Linked DNA regions of Mus musculus: region 2 is linked to region 1. A link is a contact called in ENCODE Hi-C or POLR2A ChIA-PET data. All regions are on one chromosome and are shown on one strand. Each heading gives the region's core, a stretch centred on a gene start or an enhancer-like site at or near the end of the contact. The rest is flanking DNA. Distances are from core to core; before and after follow the strand shown.

Region 1 (6,167 bases), core at 2,359-4,858:
TTAGCAAGTAGCAGAGGCCTACTTGACTCATTGTATTAGTCTGTGGCCCTTCCCAGCCCCTGTAAGAAAGGAAAAGCAGCTCTCCTCCCCTTACAAGCCCAGGTTCACTGTGTTCAGGTCTTGATAATCAGAGTATCCTAATATCCCTTCCTACCAAGAACCAGCTATGCCAATAATGTTTTGACAGGCATTTGCTTCCATAATTTATATTAAGTACACTGTCTACTTGTCCAACTTGACCCCAATCAACTTGAGGAAGAAATGGCTTATTTCATTTTACAGCTACAGTCCATCATGGAAGAAAGCAAAGCCAAGTTTTCAAGCAAGAACTTGGTGGCAGGAACTGAAGCACAGATCTTGGAGGAACTCTGTGTGCTGGCTTGCTCTTTACAGCTTGCTCAGTTTGCTTTCTTATACCATCCAGAACTACCTACCTACGGGTGGCACTGACTACATTGGCTAAGCCCTCCCACGGCAATCATTAATCAAGACAATACCTCACAAACAAGTCCCAGGAGACCAGAAGAGGTCACTGAAACTCCTGAAACTGGAAGAGGCTGTGAGCTGCCTGTAGGTGCTGCGAACTGAACTCTAGTCCCCTGCGAGAGCAAAACATCCTCTTAAACACTGAGCCATCTTGTTTTTGAAGGCAGTTGTTTTTGAAGAAAGGCTCCTTCAGCAATACTCTTCTTGGGTTTTCTCCTTTTCACTGTACTTATGAAGTGATCAGTAGCAGCTCAGGGCACCCCGCAACCAAGTTCTTAGCACAAAGATGAGTTATTTGTGCTAGGAGAAAGCAGGTAATAAGAGACAAAGGCAGGCGATAGCAGATGAGGGAGAAGGGAAAGGGATATTTGTCCCAGAGGATGGGGGCACAAAAGACTTCCTCTGGATAGAGAGAAGATAGATGTGGCCCATAGGAAAATGGCAGTTTATAAAGGCAAAAAGGAAAACCCCATGTTAGGGTGAGATGTTTAATTTTAATTGGGCATGCTAACTAGGTGAGTCAAAGGGGGCTTTTGATTGCTGGATTTCAATACTTCAGAAGCTCTGCTGGACCTTGGTAGTCAGCCTCTGGAGGAGGAATTGGCCAAATAGGAAATAGACCGTAGTGGCTGGCTTCAAGAATGTAATCTAATAGATTTTAGCAAGGCAGAGGGAATTGGGGATAAGGGCAAGGTCTGTCAGAGTCACACTCACCTTGGTCGCCATGGTCGCCATGGTCGGGTTGGCCAGAGTTCCTTCAATTTGTATTTCTGTAAATGAGGTATCAATGGAATGCCTGCTTTCTCTCCATCTACCTTATCTGTTGTTTTAAGTGTGTTCAAGATCCTTCAATCAAACTGCTTATTTCATAGATTTCTTCTTCCTGATTCAAAGCTAAATTCAGCAAGCAGTAACCATTCTACAGGCTGGATGTTATACTGTCATGAAATCCCTTGCCAAATAACTTAGTCCATCACTTTGACCTGAACCTTAAAATTTGAAACAAAATTTCAGGACAGAGCTAGAATGCAGCCAAGTTCTTTTCCAGAATCGGATACAAAGGACTTCTAGTCTGATTCCCAGTTAAATCATTGTTCCCATCGAAAACCTAGTGAGTCCAGATTTCCTTTATTCCTGTGGGCATTCTGGTCTTCGGGATCCCACTCACTATGACTCACTAAACTATCCATAAAGCATTCCAGAGCTGCTCTAGGCCACAGCGCCAAACTCTCACACACAGATCCTGCAAACCAATTTCAAAGACTTAAGAAACAGGTTTATTAGACTGAAGAACCCGTTCCTTGCTAACAATTTTGTGTATTGCCTTTTTTTTTTTTTTGTTGCTACAAAATAATCGACAAAAACAAGGAAGGAAGCTGTGGTTTGGTGAACGAGGCATCCTACACAGCCTTAGGAATTTGAATACTTGGTCCCTGTTTGGTGGGACTGTTTGAGGAAATTTAGGGGCTGTGGCCTTGCTGGAGGAAGTATGTCACTGTAAGGGGCAAAGACTCATACCGTTTTTTTCCTTTGCTTTCTGCTTCCTGCTTGTTATTTGATTTGTGAGCTCTCAGCTATTATGATTGCTATGTCTGTCTACTGCCACACTTCCCTGCTGTGATGGTAATGGACTGGAATGTGTTTTATCACAGCAATAGGAAAGCAATGAATACAGAAGGGTTTCTTTTGGCTCACAGTTCAGCAAGGTGGTGAGAGTAATTGTAGCTCTGAAGGCAGGAGTCTGAGAGCCCTGGTTACATTGTATTGGTAGTCAGGAAGCAGAGAGCAATGAATGTTGATGCTTAGCTTTCTCCTTTAAAAAAAGATTATTTATTTGACAATTTTATTACATTTATTTATTTGTGGGTACTACAGCTTGCATGTGGAGATGGGAGGCTATCTTGCAGAATACACTTTGTGGTTCTGGGGATACAATTCAGGCCATCAGTCTTGGTGGTTAGTGCCCCATTACCTGTTGAACCTTCTCTCTCTAATCCTATTTATCATTTTTAAAAGATTAATTTTATTTGTATTTATGTGTATGAGTGTTTTGTCTTCCTGGGAGTGCATATGATTACAGGTTCTGCAGGAGGCCAGATGAAGCCAATCGGATCTCCTGGAGGTAGCTGGAGTCACAAGGCACTCCAGGTGGGTGCCAGTAAGGAATTCAGATCCTCTGTGAGAGCAGTATGTGTTCTTAACCTCAGAGCCATCTCTCTAAGCCTCGAAAAAAAAAAAAAAAACATTCTGTGTTGGTTCCTATCATTCAAGATGCTGCTGCCCATATTCGAGGTGAATGTCCTACATTAAACCTGGCTGGAAACTCCCTCCAAGAGGTTTGTCTCCTAGCAATTCTAAAGCCAGTCAGGTTGACAATGGAAATCTATTATTCCGCTTGCTAGTAAGAACAGCCAGGAGTGCCCACACATTGTGCAAACAGAACCATAACCTCTGGAGCTTCACTTTGCTAAGCTGTAAATCTAAAAACGATTAAAATAGACAAGTCCCCAATCCTCTATGCAACCTAAAATGCTGAGATATGCACCACCTAACTTCTCAACCAATGAGATGTGCACGGTTTGTGAGAGTAGGTTGATATCTATTTTTCTGGAACCCAAGGCTGATGGTTTTTCCCTGTCCATAAACCTTTCTTGACTTCCTGTATCCATTTTGGTACCCCTAAACCAGACAGTTTGGAGTTCCTGGCAAGGGGGTCACTCCACTAGCTAATTCTAAAAAACTAATTAACAATGTTTGGTGCTGAGTAACTAAACCTGAACACTTTATCACTTTATGGAACGAAGTGATACCAGATTGGATGAAAAATATGAAACTACTGAAGTGGATTATTAGAAAAAATTTCCCCGAAACCTGGACTGTCAAAACTTGCAGTGCAGAAGTCAGTGCAGGAGCTTGGGGGAGTCTGAATGGCTGAAACCTGTGGGTAATTTTAGGGTGGGCGGGAATTTTCTGGTGGCTGGCCAACCACCGCAGGTGCATCTGGAGGAGCGGCAAGCTCCGCCCACCCGGAAGCCCGCTCTGCGCGCTCTCTCAGCCCCGCCTTCTCCGGAGGCCTGGCCGCATCGTGATTGCGCGCAGTGGTGCGCGCGCGTAGGCGGAGCGGCGTGCGCCGCGGTCAGCTGACTGCTCCGGCTGGCACGTGACTTGCTCTGGGCGCAGGGGTCGAGGAAGCCGAAAGGCCGGAGCTTAGGTCCGGGAGGGATGGAGCGCTGAGCGGTTAACGTCTACCAGGCTTCCTGCCTCCGCACCTGTCGCCGCCGCCGCCTCCTGAGACACCTCGGGTCAGTGAGCGATAGCCCTGCGGGGAGCTGACGCTGCAGTGGCCGCCGGGGAAGGATGGGGGCGGCGCGGGGGCCTAGACTGTGGCGTCGGACCTGCAACCGGCCTGGGTGCGGGCTCTCCGCATCTCAGGGCCTAGGGTTGGTGTCTTTGGAAGAAGAAGGAGGGGGAAGGGGCCCAGACGGGGAACTCAGTGGCAGAAGGGAGAAGTGTTGTACATTCGGGTCCTTCTTGGGTGGGAATCCCAGCGAGTCCTGGTCACTTGTGAGAAGGTGGACAGTGACAGAATGCCTCAGGTGAGGCTCAGGGTTCACCGGCGTGTGTGTGCAGTCTCCACTGGGTGTTTACGCCTGTATGTGAATAGAAGGGATTACAGTTTTCAGGGCGGAAGGGGTGCCCACTGCAGGCAGGGGGCGGTCACAGAGGACACGGGGGTCATTGTAGGCAGTGGATGAAACAGGAATACAGGCAGCTTAAAAACATTTCACTAGATTGGGGTTGGGGGAGGTTAAACAACATCCCCGAAAAGGAACTGGTGGACAGAGTCTCTTATAAGGCAGATTGAATCACCTATGAGGCATAAGAGGGAAGCTTGTGTTCTTTTCAGAGGAAAAATGTTATCAGGGGGAAAATTGTCTACTCTGTACTTAGTGGTGCCCCGGGAATGAAATGGTCGGGTGTGAATAGCCCAGCCCTAAAAGTTCACATTGATGGTGGGAAGATAAGTCACAGGGGAAAGATGAGGTTGTATAGAACTGGTAAAAACAGAAGGAGGAGAAAAGTATCCTGGAGGAAAGAAAACTTGAGTTTGGGTCTTGGCAAGTCGGTGGGATTGGAGGCAACAGAGGAGAACTTTTTACTCAGTGAAAGCCTCGTTATTTGAGGGCCTGATGAGAGAAGAAGACATGATTTAGGGGTGCCAAAGGCCAGGCTTTTGTAGTAGGCTGCATTGTGGAAAAGTGGGAAATAGTTTTGAAGTCTGGTGATACTTGTTCATATACTGCATGCTCTATGGCTGATACTATGGGAGTGCTAAGGTTTAGGAAGCAGACAGGGACTCTGCTGTCAGAGCTTCCAGACAGATTCAGAGGAGATAGGTTTTAATAGTCGTGCATTTGGCGTGTGATAGAGCACTAACCTTTAGTCCTAGCACTTAGGAGGCAGAGCCAACCAAAGCTAAATAAATAGTGAGACCACTTGTCTCTCTCTCTCTCTCCCTCTCTCTCTCTCTCTCTCTCTCTATATATATATGTATACACACACACACACATATATATATACATCTACATATATACATATATATACACACATATACATAAATGTGTGTGTGTGTGTGTGTGTGTAAAATCTACTCCGAAGGAGTAATGGAGCAGTACAGAGATGTTTCCCAGGAATATGACTTTTGTGGAAGATTCAAAGAAGGCTTTGTTGAGGATATGACTGAGAAGAGGTTGGTGTGAAAAGGGGGTGAGCAGGCAGGAGTGAAAAGGACATTCCAGGTTGAGGGAACAGAGTTTGTCAAGGCCTTGAAGTGAGAGGAGGAACGTGCCTTTCCAGAACTTGCAGAGAACCTGGAATGAGAAAGGTGTGGTGGTGGGATGTGGACAGACTGGCCTGTGTGTGGGGAGAGCTGGAGTCAGACTGCTCAGGGAATCCAGTGAAGATCATAGGTGCTGGAGACAGACTGTGTGTGGCCCTGCAAGTCCTCCACAGTTTGAGCCGCCCTGGCAGGTAGAGTGAGTTGCAGGCCAGCCAGAGCTGCTCTGTGAGAGTGCTTTGGGTTTCTGTGTGCTGTCGAGCTGGAGGAGATAAAGAGCCCTAAGGTGAGCTAAAGTGCTCACGGTGATAATCGCAGTTAAGTCTGGCAACAAGTGAGTCTCGTTGTGCTGAAGTCGGAGCCTCGGCTTTTCTGCTCAAAACTACAGGATCCTTTTGTCTTTTGGTTACTTTGCAGGTACCAGATCGGATCTCAAGAAATAGTGCTCTGCATCCTGAATGCTGAGAGCTAGGGGCTACTCTTAGTCTGCATTTAAACAGGGCAGGATTTACACACACAACACACACACACACATCTTTTTAATTTTTTTTTAATTTTAACTTTTGGAGACAGGGTCCCTGGCTATCCTCGAACTCATTATATAGACCAGGCTGACCTTGAACTCACAGCTATACACCTGCTTCCTGAGTGCTGGGATTAAAGACTTGTGTGTGTGTGTGTGTGTGTGTGTGCATTTCTTTTTTTACTTTTTTTTTTTTTTTGAGACAGGGTTTCTTTATGTATACGAGGTTGTCCTCCAATCCAGCAAGCAGCCTGCCTCAGCTTCTGAGTGCTGGCATGTGCGTGCTTATAATTTTTTTTTTATGTTTATACATTTTTTTAT
Region 2 (6,167 bases), core at 2,367-4,866, 360 kb before region 1:
AAGGCACAGCAAAGTCATATAGTGCAGCGCCCGCCTTCTCATCACCATCGGACACTGTGCTGGGCTCAGGCTTGGATCTGTTTGGTGACACTGCAGCACAGGGTATGTTCTTTCGAGTAGCCTCAACATTTCCGTGGGTTCTTCTCCGGAAAGAATTGTCCTGATAGTTGAGGATGCTAGCTGCTTTCACGGGGCAGGACTGGTGGTTGCACAGTTGGGCATCAGCTGTGTGACGGATGACACTGGTGGCTTGAGCCTTAGGAAGAGGAGGGGCAGCTAAAGGATTCTTTTCCTCCTCTTTGAAAGGAGTGGCGCCTGGAGGCTTGGCAGCATCGGAGAAAGATTTGAAGTGGCCAGTAGATGGCGCTGATGCAGTCAGATTTGACCCTTGGGAGGGTTCGAAGTCAGAGGGGCTGTAAGGTGGCGTTAAACACTACAAATACAAACACAAGCAAGGAGAGGAATTAGAGGTCCATTATGTAAACTCTTAAAAAATGCTGTCACTTCTACCCACTGAAAATACTTACAAATGCTGGGACTGTCTGAAGGTCAGGCGTCCCTGGAAGCAAGCTGTCATCCTCGGAGGTATCAGACACTGGTGTGACAGGCCTGTTTTCAAGGTATTTCTTGAAATGAGACTTCCAGTCGCAGCTCATGGACATGAGCGCTTCCACCGCTTCAAAGTCACTCTGCTCAGCTTTGTCCCAGGGATGCATCCCCTCTCTGGGCTTTTCAGAAATTAGTTCCATTTTCCCCTCCTACAAAAACAAAAGTTGAAGCTAATCAGTTATCTGGTTATCCAAACCGCAGGAATGCCCAATGCTTGCTATTTTATTTCAAGGTTAAAGGCCACCTTATTACCAGTAAGGGAATTAAGACGAATGTCTTAAAATGTAATTTGACTTAAACTACTTCCAGGTTAAAGTGGTATCTAGTTACCTAAAGTCTGAAATTGGTAACTTCATCACATACGGTGGAGATTGAGTAAAATAAGTGGACACACACAAATACAGCCAGGCATGGTGGGATACATGTATAATCTCAGGAATGTGGAGGCCAAGAAGTTGGAAGTTGCATCTCAAAATGCAAAACACACAAAGCAACCAAAGAGGAAAAAAATATTTTATTTTGGTCAAGTCTCAATCTCTTAATATCTATGATTTTTATCAGATTTATTAAACACAATGCTTTTCTGTACCATAAGGGACCAGACAGGCATAAAATATGTTCTTGGGATATGCAAAAACAAACAAACAAAAAACCCCGAGTACAAGTTGGTTTTAATTTAATTAAAACATGATTTGATAACCGATCATGCTCTGTGTGCAACACCTTCGACCTAATGTCTCACATTAAAAGTTCCATGACCTGAATTTCAAAAGAATCACCAACCATCTCTACTTTCCTCTTAAAAAGAACTTCCAAATTCTTCTGGTTAAAGTAGAGGTTGCAAAAATTATGAAAAGCCTCATAAAGTGGGGGAGCCTGGAATATAAGGCTCCAGGCCAACTCTGGCTATATAACTAGTTCAGGGCCAGCCTGAACTCATAAAGACAAAGCAAAAACCTAATACATAAATAAAATGGCAATGATAATCTTAACGCTTTTCTAAAAATGCCTATCTTCCTGCTGAGTGTGGGAAAACAAGACACGGTTCTTGAAACATCACTAACAATGTAATTGCATAATCGTTCGCGCCTTTATGTAAGCTGCAATGGATGAAGACTGTAAGTGTAAAAAGCCTATAGTCACCAACTCAAAGAAAGAGGGGTGGGAAAAAAGGCAGCCAGGGGTGAAGAATGTGAGCCGGGAGGGGAAGCCGGGAGGGAGCGAAGAGCTGGTGCGAGGCAGGAAAGGGAAGCCGGGTGGAGGCAGAAGCGAGGCGGGGCGGGGCGGGGCGGGGCGCGGGAGGCCGGCGGGGGAGATCCTCGCTGGCGGGGACCGACCGATGGGGCCGCCCTAACCTCAATGAGGCTGGCGGGTGAGTCACCGGGAACACTGCCCGCCGCGCGCACGTCCCCGCGCCCCGCCCCTGCCATTGGCCGGCCGGCCCGCGGCCCGCGTCCGGATTGGCTGGGCGGGCAGGGTGGGGGCGCGAGGAGGAGGGGGCGAGGCATGTGAACAAAGCGTGATCAGCGACTGCTCCGGGCGGCGCAGGAAACGTGAACTGGGAATTGCCGCGCCGTCACCTTTCCCCTACTTCCTGAGCACGGGCCCCCGCCCCCGCTCGGCCGGGGAGGGGCCGCGGGCGCCGCCGCCAACCGCTCGCCAGTGCGCGCCGGGCGGCGCGAGGGCTGGGCGGTGTCGGCTCCCGAGTCGCCCGCCCCTTCCACCTCCTCCGAGCCGCGGTTCCCTTAGGAACCGACAGCAGGGCCGGGCCTCGTTCCCGCCCCTGGCGGAGGCCGGGGCTGGGTCACTCGGGGACGAGAAGCTCCCCGGGTGCACCCGTTCGCCGCCCATCCCTGGCCTCCGCCTCGGCTGCGGGAGGTGGGGCCGGGTCCCCGCGGAAGCCCGACCGCCGCCCTCCTCCTGCTCGCCGCCTCCGGGGAGCGGCCGGAGCCTGGGGCACTCCGCCCACTCGGCCCGCGGGACCTCAGCCTACCCGCATCTGCAGCATTCGTCCGACTGCTGTTTCCGGCAGCCTGAGCCCCCGCAAGCAGTCTCTGCAGGCTCCCAGACGTGCGGCGCCCACAGCACGGGCTCCAGGCGCGCGGCCCCACGGTTCCCGCCTCGACACGCGGCCCCCGCGTCTCGCGGTCCCGACTCCCCCGCCAAGCTGTCGGGCTCCAAGGCAGGACCCTGCCCCCTGCCAAGAGTAATCTATAGGCAGCCACCTGCCTCCGCCTCGGATGGGGAGTCCCCTCCCGACGTCTGCGGGGGCGCCGCGGCTCCCCTGGCGGCCGCAGAGTCCGCGTGCCTTCCATACCCCGCGCGAAGCCGGCCATCCCCTCCCCCAGCCCCGGGCTAGCCCAGCCCCGCGGTCTCCACCTGGCAGGGTTTCCCCCTCCCCCGAAGAGCAGGCGCCCTCCTCTCGGCTAGGCAGACCGTGAGTAGTCCTTGTCACCCCGGGTCGCATTCCTGGTGCAGACAGGGGCATCTCCCGCCAGAGCCAGGTGCAGGGCGCCCCCTCCATCTAAACCGCGCTTCCAGGGAGACAGCCCCTCCAGCTCACTCGTCTCCTGGGGTCTCCCTGAGAGTCCTCCTTGTCTCCTGGATACCCAGGATCGCTCTCCCCTGGTCCAGGTCCCAGGCTTCTTCCGACCCTTTTTTTTTTTTTTTTTTTTTTTTTTTTTTTTTGCACATGCCCTCGATGATATTCCAGCCTGCAGGGAGGAAATCCCTTGCAAGACCCCGCTGCAGCCTGGGTTCTCAGGCGTGGCTTATTTAGGGGCTCATGCTTCGCGCTCCGGCTGGCTCCCCTACACTGACCGGCAGGAAAGGACCAGCATCCTCAGGTAACTTACCGAAGCTTGCTGGAGAGAAGCGCCGAAGTTGAGCATGGTTGGCTGCCTGGCCGCAGGTCGCGAGCTGCCTGGCTGCTGGCTGCTTAGTTAGCCACAGACGGGAGCACTGAGACACTAGACGTCGACGCCACCGCGCTCCGCGCTGTCTGCCCCCCTCCCCGTGCAGGTAGCCGCTCTGCCTGCCCCGCGCCGCGGGCGGGGTAGAGGGCGGGGCCTAGTGTCGACCAATCAGCGGCAAAGGTGTGTGAGGCCTCAGCCAATGAGCTGGCAGAGCCACGCGTGATCAGCGGCTGCCCGGCTGCAAGAGGCTCTGTCAGTGGAGCGTGTACACAACCCGAGGCACCGTGTTCCCTCGGTCCAGCCCCGGGGAACTCCGGGGACCACCTGACTCCGTGACGCCCCTCGCCCAACCCTAGCCTTCAGTCCTCCGCCCATGCCCGGGGGCGGCGCCGGCGGCGGGGCATAGCTGGGAGGCGCGGTGGCGGCGACTAGGCTTTGCGGAGAGCCGGCCCCACGTGGGGGGTGGGAAGGGAAGCCCGCTCCGCCCAGTCCCCTTCGCGCCCACAGCGTCTGGGCCCGCCAGGGAGTGGGCGGGACCCCGAGCAGGAGGCGGAGGCGGAGGCTGCGAGCGCGGCTCCGAGCCACCAGACGTTCTTTGGCAGCGTGGTTCTCGTGGGTCTTGCGTGGAAGCAAGGGATGGATGAACCACTGAGCGGCATTTCTGAGCATTTGCCGGGTTTTGTCACTCTAAGCCGGAGGACTGGGGAGAACCAGGGCGAGATGGTGGCGGCGGGAGCCCTGTCACGGAACAGACACCTGCTCGCACTCACCGCCCACGCCCAAGGCGGCAGGCGCTGGCTCGTCCTCCCATCTGCAGCACAGGCACTAGCAGCAGGGCCCGCCTCTGCGCGTCCCTCCCGTCCTTCTGGGCGGTTGGAGTGGGGACTAAGGGAAGCCGGTACCAAAGAGCTAGTGGCGTGGCAGGGAGCCCCAGACCCGACGCTCGGTGGCAGAATCGAGTTTGAGTTTGATGTAGTTGAAGTTTAAAATACAATGTTCGAGCTATTTCCAAGGTGGACTCCACTTCCCCCACCCGCGGGACCACAGTCTTCGCCGACGCCCTACCAAGAAACCGCTTGAGGGGATGGGGTGAGGAAAGCATGCTTGCAGGTGGGATTCCTGACCCGGTCAAACATCGAGTTCCTGTCCCTGCCCCCTCCACCGCTCCAGGGATTGAGGGCAAGCTGAGCTTCTTAGGGAAGCCAGCTTGTGGGTGCAGCAGCCCGGCTGAGGCTGTAGCCTCCTAGTCTGAGAGCTCTTGGCTCCTCGTTGGCGCCCTATTGCCCCGCCCCCTCGCCCGTTTGTGCGGGTTCACGGCAGCTGTTGGAGCCGGAGGGAGTGATAACGGGGCTTAAAGCAAACTAGAGATTTTTATCTTCTCCCTGGGACAGGCAGATCATGAGACAAAAGTCACTGCCCTCCTGTGGGCTTTTTCAGCCTGCTGGGCTAAAAGGGCTAAAGCAGGTGCCCTTTCTCAGTCACCACAGACTAGGTAAAGGAGGGAATTTGTTTTAGAGGCCTCCAGCTCTACCAACATCTATCTGATGGTTCCTTCTGGTATACCTAAAGCCAGCCAGCAACAAATGTAATGATAATAACGTGGGCCAGAGAAGCCCTGGGTGGGGGTGGGAGTGGGGGAAGATGACTGAATGGCCTCCTGTCACTGCCTGCTCTGAATCCGCTGGAGGAGCGCCAACTCAGCAACCCAGGCAGCTCTTCCTGCCTCTCTCCACCCGGTGCCCTGCTTCTGTCTGCAGGAGTGTCCTTCCCTGCAGGCTTCCTTCCGCTTGGGCTGGCCCATCCTGTTGATCTGAGTCTGAAGGGCTGGAGCAGCTGGCCTGGGCACCTGCTGCAGCGCAGGAAGCTCTTGTGTGTGCCCAGTGGCAGGCCTGCCTGCCTGCCTTCCTGTCAGGGAGCCGCCTCCGGGAGAGGTCACAGCCAGACCCACCAAGCCTGAACCCTGTGTCTGGCGTGGTGCCCCCACACCCACTCTGCAGGCTGAGTTGTAAGGAGCGTTTGGGACTTGGAGTGATCACAGCAGGAAAGAGGAGAGAAAGGGGTAGGAGAAACTGGGTAGTGGTGACCTGGAGATTCAGAGAAAGCCTTCCCCAGGCACTTCAGACCTAATATCGCCAAATCTAAAACTCCTCTTTCTTTGTGGTCTTAAGGGGTGATCATTGCCAGTCTAGCCACAGTTGCCTCCCTCCCTCAAAAACTTAAGTGAGATCTAGTTAGTCCCCAGCTCTAGACAGCTTTGCCTCAGAAACACCTACTTACTGTTTGTTTTACAAGGTACTCTGTCTGCCTGTCTTCACCCCCCTCCCCCCATTTTGTCTTCAGTAACAGGGTCTCACTATGCAGCCCTGGCTGGCTGACAAATTCTGTGTAGCCCTGGCTACCTAGACAACCCTCCTGCCACAGCCTCCCAAGTACTGGGCTAATGGGCACCAGGCAGGCACTTGGCTCAGTGTTTCACCTCTAGCTTGCACGAAGCTATTTCTGTCTGTAATCCCAGGACATCCACCCACATCACAACTTGTTTTCCAGAGCCCAGATGCCATGCTTAAACTTAAGATCACAACAATCCCTACTTAAATAAATTACCTTTGTCTATTGTTATCGGGAGATAAAAGGCTACCCCTT

Evidence for each region. A loop is a pair of places that touch in the nucleus more often than their neighbours do. ChIA-PET counts read pairs that join two places held with the same protein, here RNA polymerase II (POLR2A).
Region 2: a loop to region 1 is called in a map of left cerebral cortex, with 2.2 times the contacts of the local background. The contact joins the promoter of Klf10 here to the promoter of Atp6v1c1 in region 1. A Hi-C loop is called at or near these places in 5 of 37 maps with a recorded cell type or tissue (Patski, T-helper 17 cell, T-helper 2 cell and 2 more). POLR2A ChIA-PET finds 5 or more read pairs at or near these places in 4 of 5 experiments (Patski and embryonic stem cell).

The regions. Positions count from the first base shown.
Region 1 is chr15:38,658,296-38,664,462 of GRCm38, forward strand. It overlaps Atp6v1c1 (ATPase, H+ transporting, lysosomal V1 subunit C1), which reads left to right and starts at 3,609. Exons shown (of 13, transcript NM_025494.3): 1 at 3,609-3,788.
Region 2 is chr15:38,297,095-38,303,261 of GRCm38, forward strand. Klf10 (Kruppel-like factor 10) reads right to left here and starts at 3,617. Exons shown (of 4, transcript NM_013692.3): 1 at 3,465-3,617; 2 at 528-758; 3 at 1-433. The coding sequence starts at 3,500. It overlaps Gm35248 (a long non-coding RNA gene), which reads left to right and starts at 1,653. Exons shown (of 3, transcript XR_001781645.2): 1 at 1,653-1,727.